2 separate regions of the Homo sapiens genome follow, and region 1 is linked to region 2. A link is a loop called in an ENCODE intact Hi-C map of the cell type or tissue named here. Cell type or tissue: OCI-LY7. All regions are shown on one strand.

Region 1 (5,000 bases), 140 kb before region 2:
CCGAGTGTTTCCTTTGGAAGTTGAGAGACAGAGAGAGTGGAAAAAAGGGAGAAAAAAAGAGAAAAAGAAAAGCCAGCGAGTGGTGGAAATAACCCACTTCCTTTCTGCAGTGGGTGTTGCCAGTATTTTGTGGTTCTTCATTTGATTTCACTGTGAAAATGAAACTTTAATTTCAAATGATCAGTAAAAGAAGGTAGATTTTAAAAAATAAGGTGTTGTGGTTGCAAATGACAGAAAAACCTGACCCAAACTGGCTCAGCAAAGCAAACATATTGATTGGTGTAGAGAAGTTTTACAAAATGAGGCTGTATCCCTGGCTTCAACACTAACCAGGACCCAGTTTCTCCTCTTGACCTCTTAGCTTTGCCACTTTGGTGTTTATTGGCTCTATTCTCAGACAGGGCCGCCTCTCCTGGTCCCAAAAGGTTTTTGGAAGCTCCCAGAGCTACATGCTTGCTGGCTACATCCAGCGGGAAGGCATTGCTTCTCTAACAGCTTAACTGAAATCCCCTAATTAAATCTCACTGGCTTTAATTGGCAAGATTGTAGTCAGGTGCCCATCTTTGCACCAATTAATGTGAGTAGGAGGGGCAGATCATGCTAATTGGATTATGCCAGTCAGGGTCTGCTCCAGGACCTGGATGGGTAGAACCTATTTCACCCAAACTACCTGGCTGGGAAATCCCAGATCTGTTAGGAAAAGAGAGGTAGGGAATGGATGTGAGAGCGACAATCAACAAACATACCCTACCCTTGTCTTCCTGAACATGTTTTGAATTTTTGGAATTACATTCGGTTTTTTTCTTGAGACAGGGTCTCACTCTTTACCCAGGCTGGAATGCAGGGGCGAGATCATGGCTCAATGCAGCCTTCACCTCCCAGGCTCAAGTGATCCCCCTACCTCAGCCTCCTGAGTAGCTGGAACTACAGGCACATGTCACCACACCCAGCTAATTTTCGTATGTTTTGTAGAGATAGGGTTTCGCTGTGTTGTCCAAGCTGGTCTCAAACTCCTGAGCTCAGGTGATCCGCCCACCTCGGCCTCTTAGAGTGCTGGGATTACAGGCATGAGCCACCCATGCCTGGCCTGGAATTATACTTTAAATGCATTCGAAGAATAAAGTACCACAAGAAAACCTTACTGTGTGTACTTTGGTTGTATTACATTTTTCAGTGATGCTAACAGTCATGCCTTTGTGCATCTTTTTGTAAATCCATATTATCCATCAAAATAAATACAGGTTCCCAAAATGTTTGGAATTCTAAGAAGGAGGAGAGTAGGGAAATTAATATCACTATTTTTATGTTGTGCTAGCTTTACCCATTCAGCTCTTCTACTGAAGGTGAAGTAAGATTTAATTAACTACCTTTAACTAGAAGGCAAATCAGGTCAAGGGTTGCTATGTAAAACCTATTAAATTGTTTAGCCTAAAGCTGCCTTCTTACGTATTTTAGCCTAAAGATTTCTCCGTACATAGTGAACTGTAGCCTAACTGGATGCATAAACAGACTGTAACAAACTCTTGTAACAAGTAGCGGAGTTTCAGCCAATCACAGCAGCCAACTGTTCAAACCGTAGCCAAATAAGGCAGACCCCGAGCTGTAAACAACCTGACTGTTTCTGTATCTCACTTCTGTTTTCTTTATGTCACTTACTTTCTTCTGTCCATAAATCCTCTCTGACGCATGACAGCGCCAGTTGCTCTGAATCTATTCTGATGGTGGAGTTGCCCAATTCTCCAATTGTTCTTTGTTCAATTAAACTCTGTTAATTTATCTAAAGTCTTTCTTTTAACAAACCATACAGCAAGTTCCTTCCTTTTCTGCTCATAGGTGGATCACTAACTTGCCTCTAAGGAAGGGAACATAGTTGTGGACCAGTGAGGTTCACCTGGCTGTTTTTGCAGTTGGATGTGTGTCTCTGAGAGGACACTCATGGCTGCCCTGGGAAACCACAGCAGTTACCATGGGCCAGGAAACCATCCCCCTTTGGGTTGGACGCCTCCTCACCTGCCTTTTCATAAACCACATAGCCACTGGAGTGCAGTAATGGTTTAGGCAGGTGTTTACTAGAGATCATTGTTCTGCTGCTGTAGAGAGTCAGGGACAAAACTGGGGAAGAAGGCATTGTCTCTCCTCCACCGCTTTCCTCCCCTGGGAAGCTTAAGCAGTGATCTCTCCTGCACTAGCCCTTGACTGGGGTGTGTCTTTGAGTGTGACTGCAGGTCTTCTGTTGGTCTTCAGATAGTTTCATTCTCTCTCCCCATTATGCCTCCCTTCCCTTTAACCCATCTCCTTCCTTTTCATTGATAGTCCCTGTTCCCTGGATCTACCATCCCTCCCTCTTCCTTAGAGATAATCAAGTTTTCCTCTCCTTTGGTCCCTCCTCATGACTTGCACATTTTGCAGCCTTGGGTGAATGTCCATTACTTCTCTTGTCTGTCTACTGACTTGTTCTGCAGAGGGAGAGGCCGTCTCTGGTTTCAAGACATGTGTCTACTGAGTCCCTGGAGAGGAAAGTAGATGAGTTCCAGTCCCATGGATAAGGGAAGTGTTAAATGGTAGCAGGTTCTATTCAGTGCCCTGGTGGGTTTTCTCTGGATTGTTTAACAGCAAAAAAAATCTTTCCACTAGAATTTTTTAAACTGGTATTTTAGGTTTGGAGGTACATGTCCAGGTTTGTTATAGAGGTAAACTCATGTCACAGGGGTTTGTTGTACAGATTATTTCATCACCCAGGTTCTAAGCCCAGTGACCAATAGTTATTTTTTATGATCCTCTCCTTTTTCCCAGCCTCTACCCTCAAGCAGACCCTGGCGTCTGTGGTTCCCCTCTTTGTGTCCATATGTTCTCATCATTTAGCTCTCACTTATAAGTGAGAACATGTGGTGTTTGGTTTTCTGCTCCTGTGTGAGTTTGCTAAGGATGATGTCCTCCAGCTCCATCCATGTCCCTGCAAAGGACATGATCTTATTCTTTTTTATGGTTGTGTGGTATTCCACGGTATATATGTGCCACATTTTCTTTATGTCATCTACAGTTGATGGGCATTTAGTTTGATTGCATGTCTTTGTTACTGTGAATAGTGCTGCAGTTGAATTATGTGTCTTTACGAAGACATGTGTACATGCGTCTTTATGACAGAACGATTTGTATTTCCCTGGTTATATACCCAATAATGGGAATGCTGGGTCGAATAGGAATTCTGTTTTTAGCTCTTTGAGGAATGGCCACACTGCGTTCCACAATGGTTGGACTAATTTACACTCCAACCAACAGTGGCACTATGACTAATTTCTATCTGGATTCCCCATTGTTATCTAAACAAGAAAGGTACTTTCCTTCTATTCACGTAACTTTACCTTGTTTCCTACTAAAAATCCTGGGCTTATGCTAAGGTAGTATTAATCTTTTCCTGCATAAACAGAAGGCAAATGGCATGTCCGAGCTCTTCTCTCCAATCAGTAGGCTTCTCCCCTGACTGCAGGAGGAAGAAGGAGATACCTTTTGGTTCATCTAACAAAGTATATGAATCTATTTTGGGTGGAAGCAGCAGCAGTATTGGCATTTGCTTCTCAGAGTGGATTTGTTTCCAAATCTTAAAGTGTAGTCAGATTCCCTCGGACATTCGAGAGCATGCAGTAGGTGTTCATGACCTGTTTGTAAGTTGAATGGTGAGGGTGAGCTACAGAGGGGATGAGTTGGACTCAGAGGGGAAAGGAGATTAGGCCAGGAGTCTAAATCGTGGGTTATGACTCTGGTCCTGCAATGCACTGACTTTGTGATTTGGGGCAATTTTACTTCATCTCTTTCAGCCTCAATTTCCCCATTTATAATATGAAGATAATCAGTACCTTCAAGGCAAGTAAATGAGATAGTGGGCACGTGAACATGCTTTGTTAATCTGTAATACCAAGATATTATTAGAACCTATACAATTTATTTTCAGATATTAAAGTCAGTGTGTCCTTCTGTTCACATATTTACTTGTCAACAGTATCTTGAAATTCCCAGCTAAAATAAAGTCTGTGCAATTAAATAACTAGTTGCATCATATAGAGATGATTAATTTAAACTGTTTCGAATATAAACAATACATGTTCACTATTGTTAATGCAGCATGAGGAAGAAGTACAGATTTTCTTCAGAATGTATAAAAATATAAAATAGTCTGGGTGAGGTGGCTCATGCCTGTAATCCCAGCACTTTGGGAGGCCGAGGTGGGTGGATCACCTGAGGTCAGAAGTTCCAGACCAGCCTGGCAAACATGGTGAAACCCTGTCTCTACTAAAAATACAAAAACTAGCCAGGCCTGGTGGCACCCATCTGTAATCCCAGTTTATCAGGAGGCTGAGGCAGGAGAATCGCTTGAACCCAGGAGGCAGAAGTTGCAGCGAGCCGAGATCATGCCACTGCACTCCAGCCTGGGCAACAGAGTGAGATTCCATCTCCAAAAATAAATAAATAAAGATAGTAAAAATATCTACATTTTAGAGTTCTTCATTTGGACCTGAATTATTTCTGCTTTAATAATCCCTAAGTATTATTTTGGACAAAGAAATAGATAATATTTGGTATGAAGAGTTTTAAAATGCACCTCTATGTTCTGTGTGTCCAACATGTTTTGCAGTCAGCTCTTGTTTACAAGGACATATGCATTGCTAATATAAAATAATTCCTTGTTGGTAAGTCACTTATGTTTTGCTCTGGGGTTACTTAGCAATCCGTGTGTCTCAACCCAGAACTCTGTGCCACGGAATTCCCCTAAAGTAACTTAAGGAACCTGTTGAAGAAAAAGTTTTCTATCTGCAAGTAATTCATAACAGGTATCTCCTTTATGCACAGCCTAGAGCTCATGAGCCTGATACTCTGGTTTTTCGTAGTATACTCACTGGGTGCTCCGACTGTGTCAGCAACAGGGGTAAGTGCTGGCAATATTTAGGCAAATATGACAAGGCCCCTGCCCTAGAGAAGCTCATCCTGATGAGACACGTAGCCAG
Region 2 (5,000 bases):
AGCTTAAAAAGATGGAATTTCTTTTTTTTTTCTTTTTTTTTTTTTTTTGGCAGGGATGGAATCTCACTCTCTTGCCCAGGCTGGAGTGAAATGGCACAACCTTGGCTCACTGCAACCTCTGGCATCCGGGTTCAAGCGATTCTCCTGCCTTAGCCTCCCTAGTAGCTAGGATTACAGGTGCTCACCACCACACCCTTCTTATTTTTGTATTTTTAGTAGTTTCACCATGTTGGCCAGGCTGGTATCAAACTCCTGACCTCAAGTGATCCACCTGTCTTGGCCTCCCGCAGTGCTGGGATTACAGGTGTGGGCCACTGCACCTGGCAGAAAAAAAAATTTTTTAAACTATGCCTTGCAGTCAATGCAGGAAGTGCTGTTTTCATTACTGGCCACCGAACCAGCCTGCGGTGGGAAGAAAGTGCTTTGGTGGGTGGGTTACTGAGGAGGGTGGGGAGGGCAGAGGGTTGGCACATGCAGGGAGCTGCAGCTGGCATGTGGAGCGAAAAATTCCCCTGCTGCCTCCCCCTGTGGGACCCAGCCTCACTCGCTCTCAGCCTCCAGCCCACCCCATTATGGTGGCTCACATGTGCATCTTAACAGGGCAAGGTGGGGTGGCCAGCACTACTGCATCAGCACCCTACCATCAGCAACCCTGCTGCAAAAACACACACATGTCCCAGCTTTTCTGCTGTAGCACAAAACCCTAAAGGTGTTTGGTATTTCATTAGGGCTGGTATTTCAGAAAGAAGGCCATTACCTAGGATCACATATCATTTAAAACCTTAATCTAAGAAACATGCCCTAGAGGCTCTTAATTACAGTGGATTAGAACAAAGCAGCAGGGAAAATGTTTTGTGAGCCTAAATTATTTTCCATGTTTGAAGGTAAAATTAAACAGAAAATTTGGTCATTACCTCTCAGTGAATTCTAATGGTTTGCACAATAAACTCTTTGGCAGTAAAAAAATACGCCTGGCCTGAACTACAAGATGCTCTGCAAAAACATGAAACTGAAATACAGCACTGCTGTGACTGTGTTTTTACTGTGTAGCTATTTTTCCTTAGACTATAACTCTAAAATCTTTGCTGCTTTATCTTCAAGATATTCTGCAAAGGTTCCTTGGAGTTTTTAAAACAGTTTAGTAGATTTGCATACCAGTAAAAACAAAGCAACACAGCAGTGCCTGAACACAAATATCTACCAAGAATATGCTGTGATGAGGTGTGTGTGACTTGCTGGTCCCTGTATACAGTACATGACATGAGAAAACCTTTCCCAAAGCTATCATTACATCGCATTAATCACACCCAATAAACCAGAAATAGAGCCGACTTCAGGCAGTGGCACCCTACCCTATGTTTAGGGTATTATGCCCTGTGTCGTGGGGAATTCAAAGTAGGATGTGATACTACCCTTGCCCTCAAGGAATTTTCTAGACTGCCGCACTGGATTGTGTGCCAGGCACATAGTGTGTGGATGTTGTTACTTCCTTTCTCAAAAAACAAACGTCCCCTCAGTGGTGGGTGGACTACTTGAGGTCAGGAGTTTGAGACCACCCTGGCCAACATGGTGAAACCCCATCTCTAAAGAAAATACAAAAATTAGCCGGGCATGGTGGCCCATGCCTATTATCCCAGCTACTCAGGAGGCTGAGGCAAGAGAATTGCTTGAACCAGGGAGGCAGACTAAAAATCCTGTTATAGCATCAAACCCTTCCAGACTTGTTTTCAATGACTCTGCACACACTGATGATACAGCCCCATTGGACTGGTCATCCATGAGCACAGCCTCCTGCCCTGTACCACCCCCGAGTCCTGTTAGCCTTTGTCCCTGCCCCTGGAAGGGCACTTCTCTTCTTATGCCCATTCTTAAAGACTTAGCTCAAAATGAACCACAAAGTCTTCTAAGGGCCTCTCAGACCACATGACTCCCATTCCCCCTACCCAGACCCCAGCACTGAGAGGGCCCTGTTTGGCTCTCCTCCAATAGTTACCATTCAGTGGGTTGGAGTTCCTGGCATATTTCTCTAATCTCCCCTCCTTTTGAGAAAAGGGGTCACCTGTCCTTTACAGAGTCCAACAATATGATCTTGCCCCGTGGTAAGGATTCAAAGACATTTATGAAACAAAATTGAAAGATAGAAACATAAAAAATGCTTAATATGTGGCTGGACATGTGGCTCACGCCTGTAATCCCAGAGCTTTGGGAGGCTGAGCAGGGAGAATTGCTTGAGCCTAGGAGTTTGAGGCCAGCCTGGGCAACATAGTGAGATCCTATCTCTACAAAAATTAAAATTAAAAACTCCTCAGCTGGCCATGGTGGTGTGTGCCTATAACTCCAGTGCTTGGGGAGGCCAAGGCAGGAGGATTGCTTGAGGCCAGGAGTTCAACTCCAACCTGGGCAACACAGTGAGACCCTGTCTCTACAAAGATAAAAAAAGTTCAAAAAAAGTTTAACATGAGGCAGTAACTTGTGAGAGGCAAAAGCAAAATACGGTTAAGTACTTTGGAGGCAGAGAAGACAGACAACATTTGGTCAGAGGAGGCAGGATCCTGAAAAGATGTTACATGCTTTCAACTTTCATTTAGTTTCTGCAAAATATTGGAAATGATTTAATCTAAACTTTTTGTAGGCCACATATCAAGATGTCCTAAATTTAGATCAGCACCAACTGCAACTGCCACTTCCTGCCACTTAGGTCATGCTCTGATACCTACAGTGAGCTGTACATCCGGCTTCTTTTCCAGAAGAACCATGTCGCCAGGCAAGCCAAAGGACTTGGCTTGGTAAGTGAGGTAACCACCATATGAAGAAACCTAAAATGGAATTAATAGCATCAATAGCACAAGCATTAAAAGAGATGATGTCAACATCAACCCGCATGAAAAGCACTTAGGCACACAAGGTGTGGAAAGAAACACACTCGACCTGGTAACAAGGGTTGTATCTAGGAGGTGGGGTTGAGGATGGTATTTTTTCTACTTTATGCTATTTTTAATGTCATTTGAAATGTTTAGCATGAACATGATTGAGTTTTACAAGCAAGAAGATACCTTTATTAAAAGGAAAAATATGGCTGGGTGTAGTAGCTCATGCCTATAATCCCACACTTTGGGAAGCCGAGGCAGAAGGATCACTTGAGGTCAGGAATTAGGGACCAGCCAGGGCAATACAGCGAGACCCTGTCTCTACAAAAATATTTAAAAATTAGTCAGGTGTGGTGGTGCACACCTGTAGTCCCAGTTACTCAGGAAGCTGAGGTGGAAAGATCGCTTGAGCCCAGGAGTTTGAGGCTGCAGTGAGCTATTATTGTACCACTGCAGTGCAGCTTGGGCAACAGGGCAAGACCCTGTCTCTTTTAAAAAAAAAAAAAAATGAAAGAAAGAAAAGAAAGAAAGTAAGAAAAATAATAGTCGTGTTCCTTTTTTTTTCTAGATGATTACTAAACCAAAATGTTTATTTAATCCACAACTATTCTAGGAAATCTAGGCCATTGGTTTCTTTTTTAACTGAGAGAACTGGATAATATCTATCAGTCACAAAATAACCTCTAAAAATAAATTTTCTCCAAAAACAATTCTCCTGAAAGCAGATGGTGAACATTTCCCAAATTATTGTGAGTTCTGCTGTGTACAGTAGCCATGGCTGACAACTCCAGCAGGTGCACAGACCTCTCAATGTCCCACAAGCAGCATGATGGTGGTGAGGACATGGAGTGAATGGTCAGTTTTCTGACAGCTACTTCACACCTTGGGTCCTGACACCTCCCATCCTTTAAGTAAAACACAATCAAGAAGGAAGAAGTGACAGAAGGATGAAAATCACAGGCAAGGTCACCTCTGATTAGACAGAACAAAATAACCTATAGGAAAATGCCAACAACTTAGAGCAGGCAGGGGAAAGAAGCCACGCTCTTCTAGGATCCCATTCAACAGAAGCTTTTCCCTAGAGTCTGTAACCTGACAAAGCCTTACAGAGCTTTGATCTTCAAGCCTGGAAGTATTCCAAGGCAATGTCTTGAATTATTATTGTGATTTAAGTATTGCTTTTTTGATGGGCTTAAAGTGGTTTTAAAAACATGGCCACAAATTCTTTGCACTCCTGCCTTCAAGAGGTGGGGCTTAATTCCCCCTCCTCCTTTTTGTTTTGTTTTGTTGAGATGGAGTCTCGCTCTGTCGCCCAGGCTGGAGTCCAATGGCTCGAGCTCAGTTCATTGCAACCTCCGCCTCCCAGGTTCAAATGATTCTCCTGGCTCAGCCTCCTGAGTAGCTGGGACTACAGGCGCCTGCCGCCATGCCCAGCTAATTTTTGTATTTTTAGTAAAAACAGGTGTTTCATCATGTTAGCCAGACTGGTCTCAAACTCCTGACCTCAGATGATCCGCTTGTCTCGGCCTCCCAAAGTGCTGGGATTACAGGCGTGAGCCACCAAATTCCCCTCCCTTTGAGTGTGGGCTGGGCTTAGTGACTTGCTGCTAATGAATAGAATAAAGGAGAAGTGAGGGCATGGCAGTTCTGAAATTAGGTTACAAAAACACTGCAGCTTCTGTCTTGAGCTAGCTCTCTCTCTCTCTCTCTCTTTCTCTCTCTCTCTCTCTCCCCCACCCTGTTACCCACCCCCCATAAGTTGCTTTGGGGGAAGCCAGCTGTCATGTCATGAGGACCCTCAGGTAGCCTATGGAGGGTCTCACGTGATGAGAAATGGAGGCTTCCAGCCCACAGCTAGCCAGAAGCAGAGGCCTGCTAACAGCCATGTGGGTGAGCTTGGAAGCAGATGCTGCAGTCCCAGGGGACTACAGCCCTGGTTGACATCTTGACAGTAACCTAGGAAGACTCTGGGCCATCCCCTCCTGAATTCCTCATCCAAGATAATCATTACTGCTTTAAGCTGCGAAGTGTTGGAGTAATTTGTTACATAGCAATAGATAATCAACACATGGGCCCGTCATATAGCGGTAAAGAGGAGTATTAAGTGAAAGAGAAGTGGGATCATAGAAGAGA

Evidence for each region. A loop is a pair of places that touch in the nucleus more often than their neighbours do. Peaks named below come from ENCODE experiments on the same cell type or tissue, not always from the same donor. Only the 100,000 strongest peaks of a DNase experiment are listed, where the experiment ranks them.
Region 1: a loop joins it to region 2, with 8 times the contacts of the local background. A loop is called at or near these places in 5 of 110 quality-filtered maps.

The regions. Positions count from the first base shown.
Region 1 is chr18:24,006,853-24,011,852 of GRCh38, reverse strand. All of the region lies in intron 2 of TTC39C-AS1 (TTC39C antisense RNA 1), which reads left to right. It also overlaps a transcript of TTC39C not described here. Among named protein-coding and RNA genes, the nearest start is that of TTC39C, 5.4 kb to the left of the region's middle. RefSeq lists an enhancer at 1,724-1,853. In OCI-LY7, CTCF peaks have their summits at 1,844 and 2,044; DNase peaks (open chromatin) are centred at 97, 552, 1,612 and 1,992; H3K4me3 peaks cover 2,384 bases; H3K27ac peaks cover 3,037 bases.
Region 2 is chr18:23,862,601-23,867,600 of GRCh38, reverse strand. LAMA3 (laminin subunit alpha 3) reads right to left here. Exons shown (of 75, transcript NM_198129.4): 36 at 2,718-2,816. Among named protein-coding and RNA genes, the nearest start is that of LINC02958, 120 kb to the left of the region's middle. In OCI-LY7, no CTCF peak of the experiment used is centred here; DNase peaks (open chromatin) are centred at 360, 2,710, 4,480, 4,780 and 3 weaker places; H3K4me3 peaks cover 1,222 bases; H3K27ac peaks cover 5,000 bases.